2 separate regions of the Homo sapiens genome follow, and region 2 is linked to region 1. Evidence: read pairs that join two places in POLR2A ChIA-PET (ENCODE). Cell type or tissue: A673. All regions are shown on one strand. Links, peaks and the distances in the headings refer to the core of each region. The heading gives the core; the rest is flanking DNA.

The links. ChIA-PET counts read pairs that join two places held together with the same protein. Peaks named below come from ENCODE experiments on the same cell type or tissue, not always from the same donor. Only the 100,000 strongest peaks of a DNase experiment are listed, where the experiment ranks them.
Region 2: POLR2A ChIA-PET joins it to region 1 with 6 read pairs; 4 of 35 experiments call an interaction of 5 or more read pairs at or near these places.

What each region holds. Positions count from the first base shown.
Region 1 is chr12:65,863,584-65,871,924 of GRCh38, forward strand. All of the region lies in intron 3 of HMGA2 (high mobility group AT-hook 2), which reads left to right. It overlaps HMGA2-AS1 (HMGA2 antisense RNA 1), which reads right to left. Exons shown (of 3, transcript NR_158985.1): 2 at 3,221-3,371. Among named protein-coding and RNA genes, the nearest start is that of HMGA2-AS1, 15 kb to the right of the region's middle. RefSeq lists a silencer at 5,352-5,552. In A673, for the core only: no CTCF peak of the experiment used is centred there; a DNase peak (open chromatin) is centred at 4,858; H3K27ac peaks cover 4,058 bases.
Region 2 is chr12:65,724,326-65,732,666 of GRCh38, forward strand. No RefSeq gene overlaps it. Among named protein-coding and RNA genes, the nearest start is that of MSRB3-AS1, 86 kb to the left of the region's middle. RefSeq lists a silencer at 5,730-5,930. In A673, for the core only: no CTCF peak of the experiment used is centred there; a DNase peak (open chromatin) is centred at 4,846; H3K4me3 peaks cover 1,447 bases; H3K27ac peaks cover 543 bases.

The DNA of each region.
Region 1 (8,341 bases), core at 145-8,144:
ATCACAACAATATCCTTTGCATGGACCAGATGATGAGAAACTAAATTGTAATTTGGGATTCATTCACAAGAAAAGTCCTGAATGGTTTTCCCATGGACAGGATCTTGGAGGTTAGGAATACCAAATCCTGTGCCCAGCTCAGTCTCACTGACTAGGGAATGTTGTCTTTAGACTACAGAAGTCGCAACCCTCACCCCAAAACATGAAGTATTCAAACCTTTTGAAGGGTGTGATGTTTCCAGGTAATTTGGCTTGGCACAGGAATTGCATTTATGCCCAACTTTGGCTAAGCGATTTTAGTAGTCCAGCAAAAATGCTCTGTTCTGTAAAGGTAATTGCAAAACAATATCTTCATTTCTCCAGATGGAAAATGGGATATGAAAATCCACCAAAGGAAAGAAATATCATTTCCCGCACTGTGGCTCTGCAATCTTAGAAGGGTTCCATGAATATTATGTATGTGCAGTAAACATTTATGACCTTATTTAGGTCCAAGCAGCATGAGGGATTTTGTGCTAGTAGTTGTTGATGAGCACTACAAATAGGGATCCTTTATATCTGAGGTATCCATAGTAACTAAGTAGGGCCCATTTCCATCGTGCTTATTTGCTTCCAACCTGCCAACCATGCTTAGACTCTGAGGGCTCCAGGATTCCTAATTCATAAAAAAAACACCCCAGAGAGGTGGGTAAGTGCTTTTCAGAAAAAGCAAACTTAAGCAAGTGATTTTAAGAGATTTGAAGAGTGCTACATGGCAGCCAAGATGATAATTTTTTGGCCCAAATATAAATTTAATTGAGTAGTGTTATAAAGACAAAATTACATAGCCAGAAACAGAATTATGAGCATTAGGAAAATAATAGTGTTGTCTTCCATCTCCTTGAAATCCCCTGTTATGTTACTCACTCCACTGTTGACTATTTTGTAGATAGCACACATTCACCTTGCATTTGGCAGAGAACACCAGCTTTGCTATGAATGCTCACAATTTTTGTAATACAGGGAAATATTTAACATACTAGGAAAAAAAGGTTTAAATTCATTAACATTACTATTGTAATGTTCATATACTCCTCTTTTCTTAGGACACACTACAAATGATTTTATAGTGTTTCCATTTAACACACATAGTAGCTTTTCTTCTGGATTGTATGTGCAGTGCCATTGAACAGAAGCATAAAATTGTCAGTGGCCTACATTTTTTAGATTATTTAACTATGATTAGAAATATTTTGATCCATTTTTTCACTTCAGCTCTTTTTCATATTAGTGCACACTTGACCCTTGAACAATACAGGTTTGAGCTGGACGGGTCCACTTATATGCAGATTTCTTTCAGTGAAAGTTACACTGAGTGCTTCTGCCTCTCCTGCCTCCTCTTCCACCTCTTCTCCCTCTTCTGCCTCTGTTACCCCTGAAACAGCAAGACCAACCCCTCCTCATCCTCAGCCTCCTCAACATGAAGACAGTAAAGATGAAAACCTTTATGATGATCCATTTCTACTTAATGAGTAGTGAACAAATTTTCTCTCTTGCTTGTCTTATTTTTTTGTAGTTTACATGTAGTTTGTAAGGATGCAGTATATAATAATATCACATACAAAATATGTGTTAATCGACTGTGTTATCAGTAAGGCTTGCAGTCAACAGTAGGCTATTAGCAGTTAAGTTTTGTGGAGTCAAAAGTTTTGCGTGGATTTTTGTTGGATTTCTGACTTCACAGGGAGTCAGTGCCCCAACCCCTGCATTGTTGAAGGGTCAATTGTATTTTTGTCTGATTTCATGAGGGTGAACTTTTTATACTATACTTTTACAGATAGAAATGAAAGTACTTAGTAATAATTGAACATATGTACAGTAAAAATATTATAGCTGTTGTTTTAAAATAATTGTATTAAATTGAAACTTAAGTTAGTCTTCAGGCTTTTTAAGGTTTTCAAATTTGAACTGGAATGCAATTCAGAATGTGCTAGAATAACATTTCTCCATTTCTCCAGTGTCAAGATGGGAAGGCATACATTCTAAGCGTCTGTATCTCCATCTATTTTTCTTTTTTTTTTTTTTTTTTTGAGACAGAGTCTCGCTCTGTCACCCAGGCTGGAGTGCAGTGGCTCAATCTCGGCTCACTGCAAACTCCGTCTCCCAGGTTCACACCATTCTCCTGCCTCAGCCTCCCGAGTAGCTGGGACTACAGGCACCTGCCACCACGCCCGGCTAATTTTTTTTTTTTTGGTATTTTTAGTAGAAACGGGGTTTCATCATGTTAGCCAGGATGGTGTCGATCTCCTGACCTCGTGATCTGCCCATCTTGGCCTCCCAATGTGCTGGGATTACAGGCATGAGCCACCACGCCTAGCCATCCCCATCTATTTTTCACTAATATTCAAGCTAGAGTTGCTGGCTAAAATGATGGAGCATCAGAATTTGTGAACTCTGGGAATCATAGCAAGTGTATAACTATAATTCCTTTGTGTCTAAGGAGGGTGGACCTCTATATTAGAGAGAAGATTTACAAACGTTGGGGAAAAAATGGAAATTGAGACTGACTCCTAAGGAAACATCTGTTCACTCACTCAGCAAACATTTAGCCCACTCTGCTAATGCTAGGCACTGTGCTAGATATTTGGAGAGACACTGGAGAAAACTTAAGGTCCCTAGTCTTGTGGCTCTTACATTCTAGAGAGGGATTATAAATGACGGCGTAGTTATTAAAAAAATACAGATGATGATTTCAAGCCTTATAAGAGCAAAGAAGAAAAGTGAACCAAGTTAATGTAATGGAGAGTATTGGAGTAGGCGAGGCTGCTTTAGATCAGAGAGTCTGGGTGGACTTGATGGAGGAGGTCATGGATAGCCTTGCAGCTGGTAGACCTGTGGGCAACATTAACAGCAGATAGGACAAGAGGGTTAGGGGCTAACTGAGCATTCACCTTTGTCTTCTTTTTCCCCTCGGTTATGAGTGTGACAAGGCGGAACATCCAAGGGATATGTTGCAGGTGTCTTAAGAGTCAGGTAAAAGGCAAGATGATTCATTATATCTGTTCTTTTTGTGATACCCATGTAACTACCTATAAGCTTCAAAGTGAAATAAACATTACCTCTTGTACCTTAGCCCGCTTCTCATTCTTCATTACAAATTTAAGAAGGCAGTTATTAATGTGAATAGTCATTCTTCTTTTCAGCAGTGCCAACTTTAAAAAAAAAAATCACTAACACTTACCTGAGATGCAGCTGACATGTACCAAGATTGCTTGCCATTGCCCTCTCAACCCATCTGAGTCAAATTTTTCTTTCTGCTGCTGTTTTCCTTCTGCTGCCATTTTTCTTTCTGCTGCTGTCAAGATAGGAACATGTGCCTTCCCATCTTGACACTGGTAGAGAGAGAGATTGAGAGATTGAAGGGGGAGAAATCAGTTCTGATTTTCTAGTTTCTAAACACTGCAGAAGAACAAAGTAGAGAAGAAAGAGGAGAGTGTGTGAGGAAAGAAATGGCAAGAGGTACATGAGATAACTTAGCAGGGAGTTAAATAACTAGCTCACATAATGACAAAAAAACATTGACACTAAATTGAGGGCCTGCCATTTTTGTTAACTGGTATCCCTGAATGTGGCTAATGGCACAAGCTACGTAGAAACAGGCCCTTGTCCTGTTTTTGCAATGAGCAGAAATCTAGCCCACTGAGACATCGAGTTCTTTTCTAACTTTTTGCTCTGTTGAGAACATCTTTGCTTTTGGATACAAAGGCAGCATGAAAATCTGGAGGCCTTCTCAGGAAGGGGAACTTCTAGGAACTTAATCTGTTAGTGGGAAAGCCAGGAACCAGCACACTTGGAGTGTCATCTGAGCAGGAGGAGTTAGAATTGGCTGGCCAGTTTTCCCTTAATGAGTGTTTATTATGTTTAAGCTACAGAACTAATTACTGTGAAAAGACATAAAGGAATGAGAAGACCAAAACCGTATCCTCATGATACTGACAAATCAGTTGGACTGAGCACACATGAATCAACTGAAGAACACTTCTGCCAAGTTCAAGTTGTGTAAAAGTGGAGGATATGAGTCTTGTGGGGACACAGAGTTGAGGCATGAGCTATTAGTCAGAGCCGTAAGGCTGCCTGCAGGAGAAGAACTTTGGATGGAGTTTTGAAGGAAGTGAGGAAAAGATCTGAATTAACGTATTAACACATAAAGCTTGTCATCTGAACAGGACTATAAGCATCTCGAGGGTAAGAACGTGCCTTTTCTTTCTTACACATTCCCAGAAGACCCACATTCCTCATTGGGCTCTCTGTAACAGTATTTACTAAGCACTTGAATAACTGGACATGGGCACCATGTTGCTAAGTTGATTAAAGGTTGGTCTTCCACTCTGCCACTGGCCACAGCACAAAGTGAAAACAGATGTCACAAGCACCTTGTAGATCTGTCCCTTTTTTCTTCTGATGTTCACCCTCCTTTTGAGCTCTTTCTTTCTCCAACATTGCTTACAAAATAATCTTTATGCATCTGAGAGGGAGCAAATATTCAGTAACTTTCTGCAGCTGTCCTCACTAAAGAGGAGAATCTGTTGAATGCCACTGGAAATGTAAGGATCTCTTGTGACAGTAACATCTCAAGGGGAAACTAGTGGTTAAATTGTTAATTCTTTGAGTCTGAAACTTTTTTCATTTGCAGTGCAGATAAGTGCCTGATCTTGCAGTATCACGTTTCTGACTTCTTTGTTCTGGCTTCATTTTTTTTTTCCCAAAATGCCATTTTCATTTGTTCTTAGAGTTCAGAACATGTCAAAGAGCTTCTTTAAGCAGTAGGTGGTTTTACAGAGCCCACAGAGAAGGAAAACTAAATATCATCCCGGATGCAGTCCACTACGATCGTGGAGGAGTCAGATTACTCTCCGGGCTTTGCTGTGTCTGCTTGTGAAACAGGAAAGGGAGAACTGAGGCAATGAGTCACCTCACTTGGGCCCAAAGCACCACCTACGTTGAATATGGAGAAAATGTGAAGCAAGAGTTTCTTTTTATACATAATCACCATTTGTACATAATCACCATTTTCTCCATGGTTCTTATCCAATTCAGTGCATCTTAAAGGATGGTTTGTGGAATCATGACATAGCAGAAAAATCCAGGTACTATCAGTCTTGCCTGTTTCTACCTAACTCTTTCATTTAAACTCTCACTAGAATCTATAGGAACTGTTAGCATCAATTTTAATAAGTTGTCAACTAAGTGATTAGTGGTATTTATTGGTTATTTTTGACAAAATAATGGAATCATCAAATTTTGAAGTTGAGAAGTAAAGTAAAAATTTGTGCCAAACCCCAAATGTAGACAAGGTCATATTATAAACATTAATGCTGTCCCAAACTGCCAATGCATTGCGTAGAACTGAGGTTAGCAGGTTACCATTGATTTCCTCTACTTATGCTTTAAGAGGTTGGCATTGGTAAGCCGCTACACTTTCTTGGTCAATGAGGCAGAAACCCCTTTGCAAAACTCTCAACTGATGAAAAGATTAGCTAGAATGACTCTAGGAACTGTTTTCTAAGGATCTGACTCATTGATTCCTTTTTTTGGTAGGGTTCTCTGGGCCAAGTTAGTTCGAGTATTTATCATTTAAATTAGGAAATTACCATCACCATCATCATGTACATTCATAAATCAAAGCAAGATTAGAGAAGGAATATGGTGGATCACAGAGCAACTCAGAAAGACGACAGCAACAACTAGGAAATGAAACACCATGGTTGTATTTCAGGAACCCTACCCAGCAGATAGGAATTACCATAGCTCCTAAAATTCCATCTGGGTGGTTGATGGAGCCTCAATTAATCTGACACCATAGCCCATGCTCCCCTCTTGCTACCTGCTGAAGTTAGCAGGGAAAAGTCAAAGAGGGTGCTGTCAGTGGGGTCAATTCTTAGGGATCATAGTGAACCACCCTCCATTGCACTGACTCTTTCCCACAAAATGGGCTAGAGATAGCAGCTCTCCTTATGTATTTAAGAAAGAATGGTCAAAAAATACAATTCACATTTTATTCTGGTATATACCATTTTGACAGTGTTTCACAATGTAGGTAATATGAATGGGAGTATTTAAACACAATCCTGTTTAATATTCTTAGCCAGTACTTATTAAATGCCTACCAAGCCTGGCATTGTTCTAGAGACCTCAAAATACACCTTTAAAAACATATTTTATTGACAGTTGTATAAATGAAGAAAACAAGTCTCAGAAAATTAAAGTGACTTGCACAGATACACAAGCTAGAAAGTAATAAAACTGAATTTTGAACCCAGGTTTGTCAGACTCTAAAGTCCATGATTTTCTGCTCCATGTGGCCAACCCAGTTAGAAAGGTTATAAAAAATCTTAACAGTTTTTCAGCCCTTCTCACACTTAGCTTTAGGATTAAAAGTATTGGTCATGATTTGCAAAAAAAAAAAAAGTAGTGCACAATATTCCAGCTATATTCAATAAACATTTGTTGAATACAACGTATGTATATACAGGTCATTGTTACAGGTCTGTGTATAAGTAAACACAATATGGTCCTTAGCTTTAAGACCTTTCAGTCTAGGGGTAGATATGCATGTGCATACAACTTCTGTTTATTTTTGAATTTCAACTATGTGTCAGGTGTTAGGCTGAGCACATTATGAACATTGTCTTGATTTATTATTTAACCTTGTACGAGCCTTGTAAGGTAGTGGTTTTCGAAATATTTTTGCCAAAATGTAAATAGTAAAAAACAATATGTGAAGCCTTTATTCCAACTAGGTAAAATAAGGAAGGCTTTACAAAGGAGATGAATGACACTTCAGCTGAGCCCTAAAGAATGAATAGGATTCTAATAGAACAGCTGGGGGCAGGCGTGGTGGCTCACACCTGTAATCCCAGCACTTTGGGAGGCCGAGGCAGGCAGATCACCTTAGGTCAGGAGTTCGAGACCAGCCTGGCCACCATGCAAAAGCCCGTCTCTACTAAAAATACAAAAATTAGCCAGGCGTGGTGGCACATGCCTGTAATCCCAGCTACTTGGAGGCTGAGGCAGGAGAATCACTTGAACCCACGAGGTTGAGGTTTCAGTGAGCCGAGATCGTGCCACTGCACTCTAGCCTGGGCAGGGGGAGACTCCATCTAAAAACAAAACAAAACAAAACAGCTGGAAGATGACATCCCTGGGACAGGGACTTCCATGTCATGTGAAAAGTAGGAGTAAATCAATGGAGGCAGGGAAATGTAGGGTGTATTTAGGTAAGAGCAGCTAGTTTGGATTGGATAGTGTACATTAGAGACATACCATGGGTGAGGGGGTGGATGTGGACAGTGAACCTAAACGCTTTGTGGTAGCAGGTCACAGGGGCCGTGCATACATGCTTAAGGAGATTGGATGTTACAGGAAATGGGAAGCTATTAAAGATTTCTAAGCAAGAGAATGACAGGTCAAATCCGACATGATTTAGAAAAAACGTAGGCTCAGTCAGAAGCCATAGTCTAATGACCAATGCATCATAATTACTTGCTACACTAATTTTCTTCTTTAGAAGTCAGCTTTTAAGATATGTGTTTATAATACAGATTTATACAGTTTTACATGGTTGAAACAAAGAATAATAATATTTATTATGTAAGATTCAAATTTCAGTATCAACAAATAAAGTATTCCTGGGCCCAGCCGCACCTATTGGTTCACGTATTGTCTATACCTGCTTTCCTACTACAGTGGCAGAGCTGAGTACCTGCCACAGAGACCGTCTGCCCAACAAAGCCTGAATTATTTACTCTCCAACCCTTAAGAGAAGAAGGTTGCTGACTCCTGCTCTATTGTGTCTTTCTGGCCCTCTTAATCCATTTATATAGGTTTCTTCCTTTTGTGTGTGAATGGAAAATGAATTTAAGTTCATTAGTAGAAGCAAGACACCTTTAGCTTGGCCTCCAGGTATTATTTGTTTTCCTTCTCATGAGAATTTTGAATGTTCTATATCTAGATTCTCGAGGCTAAAGAATAATGAAGCAGAAAATGTTTTCTCCATTACTATATCCCCTTCCTATGGGGATTCTGAAGGTGCGGTTTTCCCTCTAGGTGAGAGAACTACATTCCTTTCCTAGGCAGATTCCATTTTAGTTCACACTCAGGCTGTCAGATGCACAGAACAATGTCACATGGGCTTCTTAAGACCTCTTAAAAATCACTTCCAGTTTGACTTCTGCCCATACTTTACTCTGTTAGTTTTCCTCAGAAAGGCTTGGCAATAGCAGAATAATCTTTGATTACCAACAATATATTTAATTTTCCTATTTGATAGGCTGATGCCGCAGAAAATAACCAATTGCCTTCT
Region 2 (8,341 bases), core at 175-8,174, 140 kb before region 1:
TCAAAATCTGGGGGGGCGCAAGGAGATTGATTGAGTATATCTCCTCAGTTACCGAGGTTTTGTTAAGATCTTTCTGACGCTTCCAGAATGATTCCAGAAAGCATGCTCTAAATTCAGCAGGCTGACCATATCTCCTTGTTTGTTCCAAGCAGACATAGTTTGCACTCATTATCCCAGCACAATTCTTATTCTAGCATAATTAGCACATCTATCACTCAGAAATAGATGATAAATTCCAAGGTCATCCTAAAGTTTAGGCTCTGCAATCTCTAGAAGACCCAAAAATCTATCCGCGCTTTTGAATTTGGAGGAGTAGCTAGCCAGAGTAGCCAGCTCACAAGTTGGCAAAGGACATTAACTTCCTGAAGTCTCCCTGAAAGCTGGGGAGTGAAGACGACAATTGCTATGCTTGGCTCTGTGTCCCCACCCAAATTTCATGTTGACTTGTAATCCCCAATGTTGGGGGAGGGACCTGGTGGGAGGTGATTGGGTCATGGAGGTGGATTTCCCCCTTGCTGTTCTCCTGATAGTAAGTTCTCATGAGATCTGGTTGTTTAAAAGTGTGTAGCACTTCCCTCTTCACTCTCTCTCTCCCACTGACCATGTGAAGGTATGCTTGCTTCCCCTTTGCCTTCTGCCATGATTGTAAGTTTCCTGAGGCCTCCCCAGCCATGCTTCCTATACAGCCTGTGGAACAGTGAGCCAATTAAATTTCTTTTCTTTATAAATTACCCAGTCTAAGGTATTTATTATTTATTTATTTATTTATTTATTTATTTATTTATTTTGAGAAGGAGTCTCACTCTGTCACCCAGGCTGGAGTGCAGTGGCACGATCTCTTCTCACTGCAAGCTCCGCCTCCCAGGTTCACACCCAGCCTCAGCCTCCTGAGTAGCTGGGACTACAGGTGCCTGCCACCATGCCTGGCTAATTTTTTTGTATTTTTAGTAGAGATGAGGTTTCACTGTGTTAGCCAGGATGGTCTCGATCTCCTGACCTTGTGATCCGCCTGCCTCGGCCTCCCAAAGTGCTGGGATTACAGGCATGAGCCACCACACCCGGCCAGTCTCAGGTATAGCAATGTGAGAACAGGGTAATACAACAATCATTAGCTAAAATCATCCTGAGGTCTAAATATGCAGACATGACTGGCATATCTGGCTTCAGAAGAAAGGCAATAAATTTAACTCTTGGGTCAGGAATTCTCACATTTGGGGACATGCATTTTGTTTGTGGAGATTTTACAAACTACAATCCCTGGATTCCACCCTTAGAATGTATGACTCACTGAGTTCGGGCTGGGTCCCTGAAACCCTCTGGTATGAATACTTATGTTCACTTCTAATGGTGAATTAGTTCCTTAAGACATGCTAAATAATGTTAAGTTTCACTAGTATATTCATTCAACTTATCAAAAGAAAAAATAATTTAAATTGCCTTTTTAAATTAAATTAAATTTAGTTGTCTTTTTGACAACTCAGGGGGTTAGGGGTACCAACCCTGAACAATTGAAAATTTAAATATAACTTTTGATTTCCCAAATCTTAACTACTGATAGCCTACTAATGACACCTTACCAATAACAAATAGTTGATTAACACATATTTTGTACATTATATGTATTATAGACTGTATCCTTACAAGGAAGTAAGCTAGAGAAAAATAGAATGTTATTAATAAAATCATGAGGAAAAGAAAATATATTCACTTGTTCATTGAGTGGAAGTGGATCATCAAAAAGGTCTTCATCCTCATTGTCTTCACATTGAGTAGGTTGAGTGGGAGGAAGAAAAGGAGGGATTGGTCTTGCTGTCACAGGGGTGACAGAAGGAGAAAAAGTAAAGGAGGTGGAAGGGAAGGCAGGAGAGGCACGCATATGTGGTATAACTTTCATTGAAAAAAGAATCTGCACATGAGTGGACATGAGCAGTTTAAACCTGGGTTGTTCAAGAGTCGACTGTACAAGTAAAAAAACTAACAATAAAAAGCAAGCATGTTCTTCATCTTTCAGCCACTTTGGAAAAAGGCAACCCAATACAGCAATAAAACTATAGAAATCCATAATATAAACTTGTAGGAGGCTTATTTTAACAACAATTATCTTTTTCAAAACATTACTTTCATTATCATATTTGATTATAAAGCCAACTTATGATGCAGGAATTATTATAACCATTGAAAAAAATGAGGTTCAGAGAGTTTATGTCGTCAGCCCAAACTAGTAGATGGCTATTTTTTTAAACCTCAAATAAATTGTAGAAATACAGAAGAAAAACAAACAAACAAACAAACAAAAAAGAATCTACTACCAAAAACAATATCCTAATGGAATACAACTGCATATTTTTTATTTCCATGCAGAACTTCACAATAAACAACCAGAAGGATCTCAGATCCAGTTTTCTTGGCCAGTTGGTCTAGAATATTCTAAACATTAAGGTAAATTAAGCAAGTAGTTGAGGTACAGTTTTGTAAGCATGCTTTGCTTAGTGACTTGTTATAATTCAATAACTTTATAATCAAGAAAGTCTTCAGGGTCTAATGTCAGTTTCTCCCAATGCTATTAAAGTCTCCTTTCTTCTTATTAAATCTTTCAGCATGTCCCAACTCCAGGGCTCTAAGGATAACCCTTAAATAACCGAATATGATTGCTAGTAACTTGAATCTTTTCTTTCAGGGTCATAATCTTAAATCCTTTCATATTTTCAATTGATGTAACTTAAATTTCTAATCCTGGTGATGCTTTTCTCTGAAATACCTCAAATTCTCATATTGAGGCCGGGCATGGTGGCTCATGCCTGTAATTCCAGCACTTTCGGAGGCCGAGGTGGCCAGATCACAAGGTCAGGAGTTCCAGACCAGCCTGATCAACATAGTGAAACTCTGCCTCTACTAAAAATACAAAAAATTAGTCAAGTGTGGTGGCGGGTGCCTGTGATCCCAGCTACTTGGGAGGTGGAGACAGGAGAATGGCTTGAACCCGGGAGGTGGAGGTTGCAGTGAGCCGAGATCAAGCCATCACACTCCAGTCTGGGCAACAGTGTGAGACTCCATCTTAAAAAAAAAAAAAGAAAAGAAAAGAAAAAGAAAAAAAATCTGTGCCACAGTTAGTATCTTCTATGCTATTAATACTACACGTGCCCTCCCCCAAAACACTACTTATTTGGTGATCTTTCTGAATTTTCTTACTTCTCTTACTAGAAGACATAATTTTAGTTAAATTGGCACTCAGAGAATGATATGATGGTATAGGTGGTACTGCTTGAACACTTACTTCCTCTGTGTTGTAGGAAATTTTAATGATTTTACTCATTAAAGTACTTTTTTTATTTATTTTACTCAATAAAGTACTATTGTACTTTATTTTTTATAGGAAAAATACGTGATTTATTGATGTACTTATGTTGTTCTTTATAAACTAAAATTCTTTCAGTTTCTTCCTTTTTCTTTTCCAATTCTCCACCTCTCCTCCCAGTACACCTCACCCTATAGGTAAGATTCCAGTTTCCAGGAGAAGGGATAAAGCCAGCTAAATTAAATTTCACCTTTCACCTATTTCTGCTGTGATCTATAACACCCCACTTAAGGTATTCAAGATTTTTCATTAGCTAAAATATTTTCTTGTTTAGGAAGCTTTAGTAGAAATATAAAGAATTGAGTTTCTGTTTTTCCTTTTATCAACAAAATACCTATTAATCATTTTGATTGTATATGCACATGGCTCTATTAAAACTAGAAAGCATAATTACATAAAATTAAGTAAAATGTACCATACCTTTTTGATAAAATGAAAAATAAATTACATTTATCTTTTCTTTGCTAAATAAAATGTATTTTTGTAAGTTTTGACTACATTTGACAACACTTAAATGAGTAAGTTTTGACTAATGATTATATCCCTTGTATTTTCTCTTAATAATAATTTAAATTGTTTTTAATTAGCTGGGGCACGTGCAGTTTAAATTTTCTAATAGTCTAGGGATAGAACAACTCTTAACATATTTTTAAACATCGATAGTGTCAGTTTTCAAACCTGGATGTTATTCAAGTCCACTTCATGTTAACATATTTTTCTCTGTGGATAACAAATACAACAGAAAAATTTTGCCAGTGTAAATAGCCAATGGAATTATGAATAATCATGTTAATAATGTTAATAAAAAGGTACAGTTAAATGAGGGAGACAATTAGTTCACACCATTTTGGTTTATTTATTTAGCAGTGAGCATTGTATAACATGTCAATCCCGGGAAAAAGAAACAGACATAAAGGGGCTTAACATTACTAATAAAACAATCAGTATCAAAATATTTTATGTAACAATTTGTCCGTGTTCATATAATAATCTGTCAACTCTGTGATTTGCTTATTATGTGAATTAACTCCATAATCGCTCTGAGATTGAATTCAGTGACACCGTTTAACTGCTTCTGGTTTGGGGGCTTTTACTCGATATTTTTAGGTAAGGAGCTGTCAGGCTAATCTGAGGACATTTAGGGAAAGCCAATAAACTGTCACGAACTTAAAACAAGTGAGGTTTCTCGTGGTTTGGTCGAAATTTTAACACTTCTCCTCTCCTACCCTTCACCTCTTCTCCTCAAAACACTTTTTTTTCTTTTACAATAACTGTAAATGCCAGCTCTAAATTTCCCTCCAATCTGGGAAAGTCCAATCTCCCTTCCTCGAGAGGTGTCTGGGCGCAATACTCTCCGGCCCGAAGCAAGGGGACGTTTGCGAGGAGGGAGAAATTTAAACCCCCTTCGCTCCGCGCCACCTGGGAGCACTTTGGCGCCGCAGACTCAGGAGCCGACGCCATCTCCAGGACGGCCTCGGTGGCCTCGGCAGGAGGCACCTTCGGGGAGCGGTCCCGCACTCCTCCTTCCTCAGTCCCCGGTCCTCTGCACCGCTCCCTCTCTGCTGCCAGAGGACCTGTCCGCGAGCTCCCCGCGCTGCCCTGGGGACGGAAAAGTTTGTTTCTCCAACGCGCAACTTTCCCGCTCCAGGCGGCGGGGACCCCGAGCCGGAGTTTTGGCCAAAAAATCCCAGAGTCCTATACCTCCTGCGCGCCCAGACCTCGGGGGCGAAGGGCGGCTCCCCCGGCGCGCCCCGATCCCCGCCGCAAAGAGGACTTGGTGGACTAGAGGTGCACCCCGCGGGCAGCCCTTGGCGCCCCGCTCTGCGCCCGCCGGCATGAGGACTCGTGCGTGGCGTTTCGACCCTCCGCCTGAACTGAGACTGGGTGGGGAAAGGGGCAGACTGCTGTCTGTGACTCTGCGGGAGGTGGAGCACGAAACACAAAAGCTGTTTGAACCACAAACGCCAGGCTGGACACCCAACGAATATTAATGACCTGCAGCCTCCACCCACCCGCAAACATAATATTATGTGTACGTGCTTACCGGTTAGCTTAACAGACTTGCCATCATAAATTCCTTTTTCACTGCAGCGCCACTAGATTTGTTGTGATTAGGATGCAGCCACTAAATTTGTTGTGATCTCCTGTTTGTGAATGGAAGTTGACTTACATCTTTTGTAGCAGATTGCTACTTAGGATTTTTTTTTAAAAAATTATCGCAGATTTTTCAAATCAGAAAATTCCCAAATGACATAATCATACAAATTGATATTTTAACCGACTCTTTTTTGAGGAATGCATTCCAAAATCTTTCAGTTCCCATCATGCAAGACAAATAAGCATAGTAATTTGGAAAGTGAAATTAATGATCAAGATAATTTTGGAAAGGAATAGAAAGGACCAACTGAGACTTATATCTATTTACTTATCAGAAACTTTATGACTGATCCTAATTAGAAAACAAAGCAATGCCAGGAATGTCACATGCTTTTTAGATCTTGGTATCTTGTCTGGGCAAACATCCAGTGTTTGACACTACAAAGAAAGGGACAACATTGTGCAGCAGATTTCCAGGAGTAAATAATATATCACAGGAATCTTTGAAAGAACATCACTTATTTAGTGAGTGAGTGAATATTTGAACAACTGCTTCTATTGGGAAGGGTAAGAAGGAATTGAGGGATAGACTATAAATGATACAGCTCCCCTGCCCTCATAGATCATCCAGTTTAGTGATAGGAAAGAGGAAGAAATTTTACAAATAAAAGATAGCGGGGCACGGTGGCTCATGCCTGTAATCCCAGCAGTTTGGGAGGCTGAGGCCGGTGGATCACGAGGTCAGGAGATCGAGACCATCCTGGCTAACACGGTGAAAACCCGTCTCTACTAAAAATACAAAAAAATAGCTAGGCATAGTGGCTGGCGCCTGTAATCCCAGCTACTCGGAAGGCTGAGGGAGGAGAATTGCTTGAACCCAGGAGACGAAGGTTATAGTGAGCCACATCGCGCCACTGCACTTCAGCCTGGGTGACAGAGTGAGACTCTGTCAAAAAAAAAAAAAAAAAAAAAAAAGATACCAAAGGGTAGAAAAGTGGTAAATCCCTCAAGGTAGGATCTCAATAAACTCATGGGGAATTCCATGGAGGGGAGATTACAGTCAGCTGAAGGATTGTCCAATTGTAAACTGAGTCTGGCCAAACTTCAGTCTGTCTTGGGCTCCATGTAAGTGAAAGAGTTCACTGAAGTTTGTTTCTCTATTAGATGCGTCTCTGATAAGAATTTAGTGTACTACCTCTTCTAGAGCCTTCAGTATGTTTCCTTCTATCAACTTTAAGTTGTCACTTTCTTCCTTAAGTTTGTTAAGCAGTCATTTTGTGAGCCAATTTCTGTAAATTGAGGCTGAGCTGAGATGACACAATCAAAGGGAGTCAAAAGTTATGAGCTAAGTATGTTTTACGTATTACTTCTTTCCAGAAAGAATCTGGGTGGTCTATGACGGAAAACACCCCATTTAAAATGAATTGGTAAAATCAAAATAGAAAACCAGGAGAAAAAAAAAGAAAAAGGAAACTTGAAATAAGCCAACCCTAAGAGTTAACATGATTACTGAGATTGTGCTTCAGATTTGGGTCTGAGCTTCTTATAGCCAAGGTAAAGAGAGAAAAAAACGTAAGTGACATCAATCTTGCTGTTGAAAAAAGCAAAGAATGCCTGTTTTCAAATGAAATGAAATTACAGAAGGAGTTTACTATATGGAGTGCCACAAAGGGCTCTGAGGGATGTAACAGGCAATGTCTTAGCAGTATTTTTATGGAAAAGCAAAAGAGGATATTGCAGCCCTGTTTCTTATAATAACCTCCCATGAAAACCAAGACTTCAGTGAAGGTGAGTCCTGTCAGACTAAGCTAGTATAATTCTGTATTTGGGGATTCGCCTTGAACGCTAAATAACATATCCACTCTGCAGTCTTCCCCATGTATTACTTCTCTCAGCTGGGATCTTGGTAAGAATCAAATAATTGAAAAAGTTAAGATTTTTCTCTCTGGCAAGAGCCCAGTGTTTTAGTATTTCTTTTGGATCATAGAAGACACCTTCACAGGGTCTGGAAAACAACTGAGCAAATACTAAATTTGCCATCCTACAAAAGTTGCAGAAGCAAATCAGTGTTTTCTCACTGATGAAGACCACCCCAGTTTTCCTCCAAGGTAAGCTGCAGGGACACCTCAAGATTGGGCCCAAATTTTCCTTAGGAAGTTGCTTTGAATGTGCTCCAGTGCTTGAACAAATGCTTAATTGAGTCCCTAGAGATATACAGCGTTTGGGCATAGAAAATTTTCAAAGCTGGTGTTTCCTAATCACCGACAGTGGCTGGCGGAAAACATCAGGACTCCCACGGCACCTCTGACTGAACAACATGGTTTTCCAATGGAACTCCAGGATGAGTGCATTGCAAAATGTCATTGAATGAGTTGACAATAGCTCCCACAAACGATGAGTTTTAATTTCATTATCATTGGTTAGCCATTATTTTTAGCAGGAGTTAGATACTGCAACTACCTTTTGTGAGGCAATTTCTGGTTCATGATAATAAGATACTATGATCAGACCAGAAGAGGATATCTATCTTCCTATTTGTTATGGTAGGGGAACTTTGAAAAGAGAAGGGACATCATTCTATTTCATACTCCTCAAAGGATTATTATCTGATCTGTTCCTTCTCTTCTTGATTCTAATAAAGGGTGTTGGAGTAGAAACTTTTTTTTGAATTTTTTTTATTGTAAAAAATAGTTGGCCGGGTGCGGTGGTTCACGCCTGTAATCCCAGCATTTTGGGAGGCCAAGGCACGTGGGTCATGAGGTCAGGAGTTCAAGGACAGCCTGACAAACATGGTGAAACCCTGTCTCTACTAAAAATACAAAAATTAGCTGAGCTTGTTGGCGTGCGCCTGTAATCCCAGCTACTTAGGAGGCTGAGGCAGGAGAATCG